Linked DNA regions of Homo sapiens: region 1 is linked to region 2. The links are chromatin contacts, found by Hi-C in ENCODE. All regions are on one chromosome and are shown on one strand. The core of a region is the stretch at or near the end of the contact, and the rest is flanking DNA. Distances in the headings are between cores, read along the strand shown. Region 1 has its middle 46 kb from the start of SIM1-AS1. Region 2 has its middle 180 kb from the start of MCHR2.

Region 1 (6,056 bases), core at 2,911-5,410, 170 kb before region 2:
AGCTTTTTAAACACCTTCTGGGGAGTGATTGCTATTCTTTGCTGTCACAACTCCAATTATTCTTTCTTTCAAATGCTTATTCTCTTTCTTTGAGTTTTCCTGGTACAGGTGGCTGCCATTTGTAGAGCTATCAATTTTGCTGCCCCCTTTTAAGGCAGCTATTATTTATGCTAGTTCCTGCTTATCCTTCTTTTGATTCATTTAGACAAGAACAGCTACAAAACATTTTAAACAGCTTGAAAGAAAAGGTTAACTTTAAGGATCACATGTTATCATGCATAGCCTCCAAATAAAATGTTTAAGCCTGCTCCAGCACACCTCTCAAGGATTGTAACTTCAACATGCTTTTAATTTGAGCCACTCTTTTAGATGCCAGAAATGTGAGGATCAGCACCATCCCACCAGTGTAATGGCCGGCAAGGCTGTCTTGTGTGGTGGCTGAAAACATAAACTCGGTTAGAGAAAGGATTTCTTTTCTTTTCAATCTTTGAAAGTGTGAAACTTGTGTCATTCAGGATGGCTGTTTTCCTTCTGTTAATTGTTGTTGTGTATTTTACTCTTCCAAATCATTGGTTTAAAGTTTGTATGTTAGAATTAATGGCAGGTTTTGTAGTCTGTTAAACCATAAATTACCACTCCTTGTCTTGGTACTGAAAGAGATTACTTAGCCATTCACAATTTTCCATGGGATGTTCTCCAGATGTGTGCCATCTGAAGTCTTCTGACTTCTTTCTCCAGTGGACTAAGCTGGCCTCTTGTTGAGGCAACAAAGAACTGGAAAATATATACATCAATGTTAAAACATGCGGGCCCTCAGACAATGTTAAGATGCCTTCGCACTTTCACTGAGTCCATTTGCGTTTCCTAACAATGCCCCTACTGTGGTGAGCAAGTGCCTCTGCTGTACTTACTCTCCTTTATGTATAATTTTATGCTAATCCTTGAATTGTTCAAGAAGCCTTTAATAGTCAGCTGTCTTTCTCTGTCTTTTGAGGTATCAAGTAATGTTACAACTTGAAAATCCCATAGATGTGGGCAATTGTGTCTTTAAACAATTCTGGCTCATTGGGTTTTCTAACATGCTACGTGTTAAGGATGTAGTTTTTCCAGTCCATCCTGGAATACTGCGGGGATTCTCAATTTCAAAGTAGCCCAAAGGAGATGGCCATTAAGACAACGTTGCTGCTAATCCAATTTCCCATAATCTCAAACTCTATGCAAAAGCAAATGTTGAACCTGTAGCTGAACTCAGTCTTTTGAATACCAAACCAAGACCCATAATGTATTATCTTAACCATTTTGGGGGAAAGCTGATTGTTTGCAAAATATCTTTGGGTTGCCATTAGTTTGGGTTTAATCCTTTAGAAATATTCAGCGCTCAGGCCTATTCAAGCTCTCAGAGAACTGGCTCATCACAGCAGCTCAGCTTGGCCTGTGAGATTGCTTGTGTACTTAGACTCCACTTATTTTGTTCAGGTTCACGATCAGGCGAGACAGCGCTGTCAATTCAAAAAGACATTCTTTTTTCAAACTATTGATCTCCATTGCTCTTGCAAATCCTTTAGTATTGGCTCTCAGGATTACTATAATGCTATAATCATTCTGTTAAGGATTCAGATTTGTGGTGGGCTAAAAGATGGGAACATCAAAAGGATTGAAATGCCCTTGAAGCAATCAATTTTTGTTCATCAAATACAAATGCTGAGAGGCTGCTTTCAGCTAATAATTTATAACTGAATTAATGACACATGGCTTCCTTCAGTCTTTTCTTCTAGGATCCTTTCCCTCCTTCTCTTAAATGTTCTGGTTTTATTTTCTGCAAAGTGAATTTGAATTGCATAATGTTCTAAACAAGAAGAATGCTATGGGAAGTAAAGCTTGTTTCACTTGCTTTCAAACTGTTAAGGCAGTAGAAATCTTTTCTTTCTTTGGGCTTTAAAGGAAGGCAAAGTCTAACACCATATCTGTTCTACTTTCCCTAGTAACAAAAAATGCACTTGTGGTTTATGTGTGAGTAACATTCTAGCAGAAGCTTCCACCAGCAGAAAACGTTTCTGTTAAAACCACGAATGCTGTCATGTGGCTCACTTACTTTTGCACAAAACAATTCCAACAGACAAAAGTTTATTTATAATATGTAACAAAATCATGTTATAGCCAAGGCAGTCTTTTCTTTAGTATTAATAAGTATAATTTACACATCTCTGTTAAGGTAGTGATTAAATGATTGAACATTTAAAAAGCTATAACACCTTTTAAGTTACTTTCATTTGCTCTCTTCTCTCATCCTCTTCTATTTCTCTAAGTGAGAATGCAAATGTTTATTTTTTGGGCTGTGAGGTAACCTTCCAGTGGGAGCACTGAATGTCTGCACACTTTCATGTGCCCAGCCAGCTTTGGAATTAATCGACACCTAAGAGCAAGGCTCTAAATGGGATGTGAGTGTGAAGAGCAGAATGCAAAAGAGCGTATAGAAGCCCCCCAAAGCTTATGGATTTGGTTTCTCATATGTGGAAATTTTTATTATTTAGGAGAAAACTGAGTTAAAAATTTTCTTAAAATCTCAGTACATTAAAATTTAAAATTAATAGTGTGCACAAAATTGTGGAGGAGTAAATTAGTTGAGAAAAAATGGTTTTTGAATGTTTTAGAAGTATTTATTTACATGTACACATTGAATTCCTAATTATATATTAATCGGTCTTATTTTTGATTACTTTGTCAAGTTAGTTTTGCTATATCAGTTTGAGTTATGATCATATTTTGAAGTGATAAAACAGGAGGTGGGGGAGGGGGAATGAAGAGAGTTGATTAATAGGTACAAATATACAATTAGATAGAAGAAATAAAGCCTAGAGTTTGAGAGATCAGTTTAATGACTACATACAATAATCTATTGTATATTTCAAAATAGGTAGAAGAGAATAATTTGCATGTTTCTAGCATAAAGAACAGACAAATATTTAAAGTGATATATATCCCAGTTATACTGATTTGATTTTTACAAATTACATGAATGTATAAATTGTCACTTGTATCATCAAAATATGTACATCTATTATGCATCAATTAAAAAATAAAATTATTTAAAAGTTAAAACAATACTAAAAATAGTCTTTAATGAAGAGTTACTAACTCACATCTTTTGCCCCATTTCATCCTAATTTTGGTTCAAATGAGGACAAAAAATACTTAGTGGATGCCTCCTATACCGTTGTTAAGTTTCCAGTGCCCAGTGCTGAGCCTGGCATATGGTAGACATTCAGAAAATATTTGTTCAAAGAATGAAAGCTGTTCTTTGTGTAGATCTTGGATATGAATCAAAACATTGCAAGACTTTGAGTCAATGTATTATTTTGGATTTCCTGGTCACACAGATTCAAAGAAAACTATCTTTAAATGTTTTGAAAGTGTTGGTATGTCTCAGTTTTCTTATAAGAGTGGATGAAAATTCGTAAAGACACAGCTATGTCATCTTTGCCTTTGGGCAAGAAGAAAGTGAAAGCTGAAGAATACCCTTGAGAACAATGTGAGAAGAGAAACTTTAAGTCCTGCTTTTTGAACTTTAATAAAAATCACTTTACTTGAGGAGAGTATTTTTAACTTTTCAAAGTTTGTGAGTGATGTGCCCATTCCTGTTGCTGCCAATTTAATATCCTTCTAAGGACTGGTCTCAAGTCCTAGTTTCAAAATTTTGCATTGTCTGAGTCAACACCCACTTCCAGGTATCTTTAATTTAATGCTGATATTTATATTTGTACTTTCTCCAGGTTATTTTTACAAAGCTTTCTATGAAGCTTATTTTTTAAATTTTCCATAGCTTTTAACACCGTTGAGAGAAAGTCATATCTTTAGTTTCTTTGCTTGCCCTGAGTTTCTCAGTGTTGTCTGCCTTAATCTTTGTAAACTCAGATCTATCTAGGGCCATGGCAGAATGTTTGTTATCCCTCATGTCATGTGGTATTTATCTAGCTGCAGCAGTAATACTGTTGGTATTTGGAAATAAATACCAGGCAACTTGTTTTAAATACCCTGGCACTTTTATGCAGGTGTTGAGGGTAAGAGAGAGCTTCCTATCTTGGAATAACTGAGTTATCATCTTTAAACAGAGACTGTGTTTGTTACTAATGACACTTAAGACCTTAGTACACGCAGGTGTATGTGACACAGAGAGAGAGTTTTGGTGTGTGGGGTGTGTGTGTGTGTGTGTGTGAGAGAGAGAGAGAGAGAGAGATATTGACTCTGCCTGCTGTCCTGGGGTCAGACAGACTACTAAGTGGCAACAACATATATAGATTAATTATCTGTTAGAAACTGGCACAATAGGAAGTGATGTTTTTCTTCCTTTATAGCAAGAACCATTGCTTCCTGATTCATTTTTCACCCATTCCAAATACACATACAACTCATTAGAAATGAAGAAAAACATACACGAGGAATGTGTAATTTTTTTTTTTTTTAAGCTGCAAGATGCCTCTTTCTTATTTACTTATATTTATTTATTCCCCTGCTGGGGCAGCAAACTGTTAAAGGTGACTTTAACCTGAAACATGGTTTCACAAAATGGAGTTAACTCTCTCATCCTAACACAGTTTCAGAGAGTGGATAGTGTTGGAAAAGTAACATTCACTCTGTAAGCCAGTGGATATTAAGCCTCACTTTCCAGGTCTATGTGACCCTGGTTTTTGGGCCCAGACCCTTGCATGCTACAGGCACCATCTAGACTTGGTACATTTAGCAGCATTTAGTGGTATAATTGTAAATAATAAATAAAACGTGATGCATTTTAAATGAAAGTCTAATGTGACCTAAATGGAACTGAACAATCTATTAAATTGCATAGACGTCGTGTGCTTGGTTCATTTATGGCAAACATTGTGTTACTCTGTCCCTTGCACATATATTTTATTTAATTAGGGTGGGAAAGAGGGAAAACTGAAAGTACTTTTTCTTTTCTAGTCTGAAGATTTTTCAACCCTGTGATAATTGAAAACATAATTCTGCTCAGGAAAATAAAATGATTTCCTCCTAATACTAAAGTATTCCATCTTTATTATTTTTCCTTTGTCTTTCTCATTTAGAAGGGAAAAAAGATGTGATTTTGTCGATTAATCCAGAGAATGTTTAATGACATTTCACTTCATAAAATCAGTGTGTTGGCTTTTTCAAGTTTCAAGGAACAACAAATTCTGTGACTTCAGATGGTGGGGGGTTTCTAAGGATCCATGAGAAAGTAAGGAAGCCAAGAAGCTGCCTCAGGTTTGGAGAGCCAGGCGAAGGTTTGGAGTTCCAGTGAAGACTGGAACATCTTCCAGAATAACATGGCAGCTCTACTGGTTGCACATTTCTGCGGCTCAGCCTTTCCCTTTTCCTTTTCTATCTGCTCTCTCTTCATTTTTAACCAGTGAGTCCTCTGACTGTATGTCTCATGGGATCGTCATCAGTTGATGAGGTGTCACCTAGTTTGGTACACAGCTGAGGGAATTTATTCCTCCTGCCAAAGTATTTGATGGGCTCTGGGGTTCCAAATATAACCAGGGCTGGCTAAGGTAGCAGGGTCACAGGGAACAAAGCAAGCATGGCAGCCTGTACCATGGGAGAGCAGATGTGAAAGTGCATCGTAAATTACAAATCTCTTTAAGTATTGTGAAATATATACCTACTTATTATTGATTATACTATATATTATAGCTAATATATTAATCACAAATAGATATGAATACATTATTAATATGTGTTAATAAAGATGTATATTATAGCATCCTCTACAATGCATATTACCACTCTGTGTTCTTCAATGTAATCACTGAGTTAATCATGCCTGGCAAATGTAAGCTTTCACTGCGTGTTGCGATAATTTGCAGAGGAGTCTATGATGTTCTGCTTATCATGCTCATGCCTCTGTAAGAGCAAAGAAATGCCTCAGATATAAATGGGGTCAGAGCACACACTTTTCTAGCCCTGTAGAATTGTTGTAAGGCTCAAATCAGTTATTTTATGTGGTTTGAAAAGGGTTGACTATTACTCTACACATCTAAGGAATTATTATTAGATAC
Region 2 (5,889 bases), core at 2,845-5,344:
GAAACTCCAACCCCAGGTACCTATTAAGAGATGTTTATACTACACAGTATTGGCACATTAAGCTGTGGTGCTGGAACATGGCACCCCAAGTACTGTGTTTAAATGATGGATATATGATAGCCATTTTCACTGCTTCATTTCTCCAATGTGAAATTGCCACTTAGCTTTCATAAAGATTTTAATGAAAAAAATTAAGAACTTAATGAAATAGTCTGCAAACAAACCATCAGACTAGTTGGAATAACAGCCTATGGTAGGTCCACTATGTTAGCGTTATATAAGAAGGACTAAAAGCAAATAACTAAAATTATTTCTAAACTCCCATGAGATGCCGATTGGACAGCAAAATATAACCAAATTATTAATCCACCCCCTTTAGCTTCTAAATTGTCCCAAATTTTAGCTCTTTAGACTCAACTTTTTAAACAAAAGATCAGATTTTAAAAATGTGAAAATAGAAAGCAAACACTTAATAATTTGAGTTGTTTCAATGACAATTGAGAATGAAATAATGCAGATTATGCAATTAGGTTTCAGCCCGACCAACATACAAGAGAGGTTTCTTTTTATAAGCTGGGGAAGAAAATAAAAAAAAATTTCAAGAAATTAATTATGCTTTACTTACCTTTGACACATTAGTTTTTCTTCAGAAAATGTCTGCTACAATTTTCTTTATAGGACTCATTGACTTTCTGGAGACATCCTTTTTTTTCAACAGATACTTGTTTTTAGTGAGGAACACCCAAAACCAAGCAAACAAAAAGTGAGTGATTAAGTAAATGCTTTGCTGTAGATAACATCTCATTAAGAAAATGATAATATACCAGATATCAAGATCGTTTGGTGAATTAGTGTTATGAATATTATAAAACATATGTGAATTTATACATAGGATAAAGTAGAGTGTCAGAAAGCTAAATATTCCCACCAGGTAAATAATACATGTGAAGTTGGATAATGCAAACAAATTCTAAATATGCATAAAACATAACCAACTAAATACATATTTACTTAAGAGGCCCTGTAGAAATTTATACTAGATAATTCACTAATATTCATGTAATATTAGTATGGAACCTATTAAAGGGCATTTGGTCACACATACCAAACATGCAAAGACTATGAATGACTATTATATATGAGCTAATGTTAGTTTTTCACAATGGAATGTGAGAGCCCAAGATAGATAATTAGACATTATAGCAGGAGGAGGTGACTGGAGCATTGTCTTACCAAATAACTGATATTTATGTCAACATGATAAAGTTATGAGCACATTTGTGCTCACAGCCAAATAATTAGAATTTCAATCAATGTAGCAATCTTGGAGCTACCGATTAAAAAATTATTTGGGAGTAAGGCCGAAAGAACTATAATATGCACATAATGATACCTTCATTAAAGGAAACTTGCTTTCTTTCTTTCAAACACTGCATATGTAATTAAATTTAAAATTCATTGACTCATTCATTTAGTCATTCATTGAACGACAGTGAGCAAAATGATAGAAACCTCTGAACTTATAAGGAAAACAGTAAGACATATAATATGTACTGAACGTCAGGTAGAGAAAAATAAGGGAGGAGGAAAAGTGAAAAGCAGATAGTTTACAATTAAAATAGGGCATCAAGAGGGTTGACATTCAGTAGACAAAGAAGGACTAAGCCATGCAGACTTCTGGGGGAACAGTGCTCTGGGGACAGCGAATTCAAAGGCTTTCAGTGGGAAGAGGCCTGACATGCTTCAGGAAAGGCACACTGGCCACTGGTGCTGTGGGAGAATTGAGGAGACCCAGAGGTCCGAGGGGCAAAGGGAGGCCATGTGGTGTAGTGACTGGCGGACCACTTTAAAGACTTTAGCTTTCACCATGAAATGCGGGAGCACGTTATCGTCATGAAAAGTAGCAGATGAGAAGCAAGTCAGCTGGAGGGAAGGATTGCTGTGAGAGCTGCAGAACATGGCTGGTTACTCTGTTTTTCTTCTATTGGAAAGCTTGAGCAGAATTATTCTTATTGATCCCAAGCCCATTTTCATGTAAGTGAGTGAAAAAAGGAAAGCAGGGTCCAGTCGAGAGGCTTGAGTTCTGTTCCCAGCCAGGATGCTGATACGCGTCTCCTCCTTCCCTGCAGGCCCAGCATCCTCTGGCTCCTCCTTTATCTTTAGACAGCAGAATGGTAGGTGTGGGTGGACTTAATCTCCTTCCTCTTGTGGCTTTTTGGTATTTATTTTTTCAATTAATTAATTTTTAAGTTGACAAATAAAAATTGCATATATTTATCAGGCACAACATATTGTTTTGAAATATGTACACATTGTGGAATGGCTAAATCAAGCCAATTACCATATGTATGACCTCACATAATTATTTTTTGTGGTGAAAACAGTTAAAAAATCTCCTTTCTTACCATTTTTTGATATACCAAGGTAACGAATGCTGCTTATGCATCTTTAAATTTACATAGCACTACAATGCATTAATACCCAGTGAACTGCAAAAAATATATATATATATATATATATATATATATATATATATATATACACACACACACACTTACAGTGGTATTATTAGTCACCAAAATGGAGAGGGGAAACTACAATTGTGGGAATGTGCAAGTGTTCTAATTAAGGCAATATTAACCCAGATAAGCACTTAATACCTGTCCTCTCAAATTCTCAAATGCCTTACAGCTCTGGAATGCCCATTGTGAAACAAAACAGTGCACAGTATTTCCTAAATTCTCACACACACTTCATTTTCTGACTTGGCTGGGAAACGAGAAAATCTGGCCATGGGCAATGTGCCCTCCTTCCCTTGTCTGACCCAAACATAAAGCAGTTACATCTACTGGCAGGCTAGCTGTGGCCTTTGCCCTTTCCTCTAAAGTGCCCAGTTGAGGATTGACTTCAACAAGATCCAGTGCTGACAGCAACCCTGTACTATGTATTTCCCCAGTAATATAGATGCCTTCTTGAAAGGTCAGTCCCCCTACAATAGGGATTCCTGCAGCTGGAGCCAGTGTACAGTCAAATACATCAATATCAAAACTCAGATGGACAGACCTTTGTCTTTTGCCAATCAGCAGATCAAATTTCTGTTGCATGACCTCCTGGGTGCCAAATGGATTGATGTCTCTCACGGAAAAATACTAGATATCATTGTTCTTTTAAAAAAATGTTCCAGAGGGTCCATGTCTCCTAGATCAGAATACGCTATACTTGGGGAGGAGATACAAGGTTTGTCCAGGGAAATCCTGGAAGTTCTGGTACCTTTCCCTGTAGTTCTGTGAGGAGAAATGAAACTGATAGTCCATGGAGATTTCCTGATGAAGTGGTAAGGGGTGTACTGATGTCTTCTGGGCATCAACCCAAGTGACACAAAGGTCTGGGCAGTTCCAGGCATGACCACTAATGGTACTAATTGCCAGGCTGGGGTCTCCTCTCACCGTGACGCAGCTGTAGCCAGACAACACTGCTCTGCTAACCAACTCAGCCAGTTGCTGGTTGGCTGGGCCACTGAGCACAGATTCACTGTAGGGTTGTTGAAGAGCTCATCTGTGGGGACTGGAGTAAAACTAAACTTTTCAAAGTCTTTCAGGCAGCAGCCCAAATTGGAGACCCTTTTCATCAATCCAATTTTTCTTCTGGCAGCTGGACCATGTTCCACTCCTTTTCTTTTCTGTCCCTACAAGAACGGGGCTCCTATCACAACCAGACTTCTTCAGGATAGAATGCACTTGCGTCTGGAGGAGACAAGTTCCTTAGGGACTTGACTGGCAGTGTGGGGAATCACTGGGATAGAGGCAGAGCTCAGTGCAGCTGGAAGCTTCCAGTCTCAGCAATTTTCAAGAATACAATATATTGTTATTAACTATAGTGGCCATAATTTTTAAATTCTGACTTCCCACACACAAACACTAACAGACAGCAGGCAAATATACCAGGCAAGTCAAATTTCTCAACCCAGACACATTTAGCAGATTTTATTTTAATGAAACAGAATTTTTAAAGAGATTTTATACTTCATTAAAGTTGATTTACTATGCACTTTCGCTCCCTCTGCTGGTTGTGAAGACTGTGGAAAACCACAATACATTGCCCTGCCAGTAGACTTAGAGAGCAACCTGACATCGTGTAGCCTTGAATGGTTAATCTAGAGAAGGAATGAAGTCAAGCAAGCTGTACCACTGACACAGGGACATCTCACTCTCTGCCCTGGCCATGATGGAGCTGTGAGGGATCATGCACTGCAGCCCCTATTGTGCAGATGAGGAGGGTGAATTCCAGAGATTCGAGGCCTTCCTCAGCTCCAGATCCATGTGTAATTTAGGGCCCAGGGCCAGGACTCTTGTGTGTAACTTGGAGACATGTTCCTAGTGCTTGTAAACTTCACGGACAGAACTTCATGGATAAGTGAGATTGAGCTGTTACTGAAGAGTTAATGTAGCTTTAGATGCAGCACCCCTTTCTTGTGAGCTGATTGCAAGTGTCAGGTATCAACTGGTGGGAGGCGCTTATCTCAAATCCTTAACAGACAGAAAACGTTCATTTCTTCATGTGATAGAACAACAGTAAAATTCCAGCTTAAAGTTGTTACAGCTTACTTTCTGACCTCATTAAATGACTACTCTGCTTGGATTTTTAAAATGTGGTTTCATAAATTAAACACTGAGTCTTAAAACCTTCCTTGAGTTTTAATGCCTTTCCTTTGTGAAACCATGAGGGAATCCACCACCAACAAAGCATTTTTTCCCATGTTCCTGTGCGTGCCTGGTGTCACCTGGGGTCTATGCCAAGTCAAACAAAAGAAGTTTGGAAATAGTTTGTGAAGAAATTAACTTGTATACTTAAGTATATTTAAGTAGGTCAAACATCTCCTTCTCCCCCACATTCCATGACTAATGTCCCAAATAAAAGTATATTCATTTTACATGCACCACATTTCCCAGAAAAAAGCAGCAAATGCAAGACATTTATCTGTCAGGGTGAATGCACAAGGTTCTGCTCATTTTTGCAGGAGGCAGGGAGCTGGAGGAGCTGCTGTCACCATCCTCTGACTCTCAGATGACATAGGAGTTGTTTGGTGCAGATGTTAGAGGAGAACAAAATGCCTGGACCTTGTCTCTTGAGAATGCCGTGGCTATAGGACTGAAGAAGTTGGACTTGTAGTTTGGCCTTCCTCTTTGTATGACAGTTATTTATGCACTATTCTTTTTGCCTTTTTTGATTATAAGTTCATTAAAGGCTGATACAATGTCTTATTGCTTATAGCATCTAGCATGTACTAGTTGCTAAAAAGAGGTTTGTTAAATAAAGATTTATATGCTAGCTTCTGAATAAATGTTTGTTAAGTGAAAAACTTTTAAAAGGTAATTCATTTGTGACTTTTTCAAAGCATTTCCAAACTACTGCCTGGACACCATTCTCACTTAATGTGATGAATTAGAAAAGCATCCAAATTGTTTATCCCTTTAACAATATTTTTTATCAGTGAGTTGCAAAACTGTTTCTTAAAACGTATTTCTAGGTAAGTAATTTCTGAAAGGCTCCAACCATTAAGATTTAGTATGAGGGAGGAGGGATAGCATTAGGAGATATATCTAATGCTAAATGACGAGTTAATGGGTAGAGCACACCAACATGGCACATGTATAACTATGTAACAAACCTGCACATTGTGCACATGTACCCTAAAATTTAAAGTATAATTAAAAAAAAAGATTTAGTGTGTGATCATTATTAGTATAAATTTTTGAAAAGAAAAATCGATTTGCTACACATTTAACACTAAAGAACTAATATACACAATGTGTGGAGAGCTGTATGAAATTTTGAAGCAAATGTTAGATCTAATTCCTCTTAAAAGAAAGAATCATGTTTAATTGATAG

Evidence for each region. A loop is a pair of places that touch in the nucleus more often than their neighbours do. Pooled maps may share reads with other maps.
Region 1: a loop to region 2 is called in a map of IMR-90, with 4 times the contacts of the local background. The contact joins two enhancer-like sites. A Hi-C loop is called at or near these places in 2 of 168 maps with a recorded cell type or tissue (IMR-90 and chondrocyte) and 4 of 50 pooled maps.

The regions. Positions count from the first base shown.
Region 1 is chr6:100,344,360-100,350,415 of GRCh38, reverse strand. No RefSeq gene overlaps it. Among named protein-coding and RNA genes, the nearest start is that of SIM1-AS1, 46 kb to the left of the region's middle. Within about 2 kb of position 4,160, at least 2 of the 41 ENCODE cell types and tissues checked have a DNase peak (open chromatin) inside an H3K27ac peak, as active enhancers do.
Region 2 is chr6:100,175,041-100,180,929 of GRCh38, reverse strand. It overlaps the pseudogene ARG2P1. Among named protein-coding and RNA genes, the nearest start is that of MCHR2, 180 kb to the right of the region's middle. Within about 2 kb of position 4,094, at least 4 of the 41 ENCODE cell types and tissues checked have a DNase peak (open chromatin) inside an H3K27ac peak, as active enhancers do.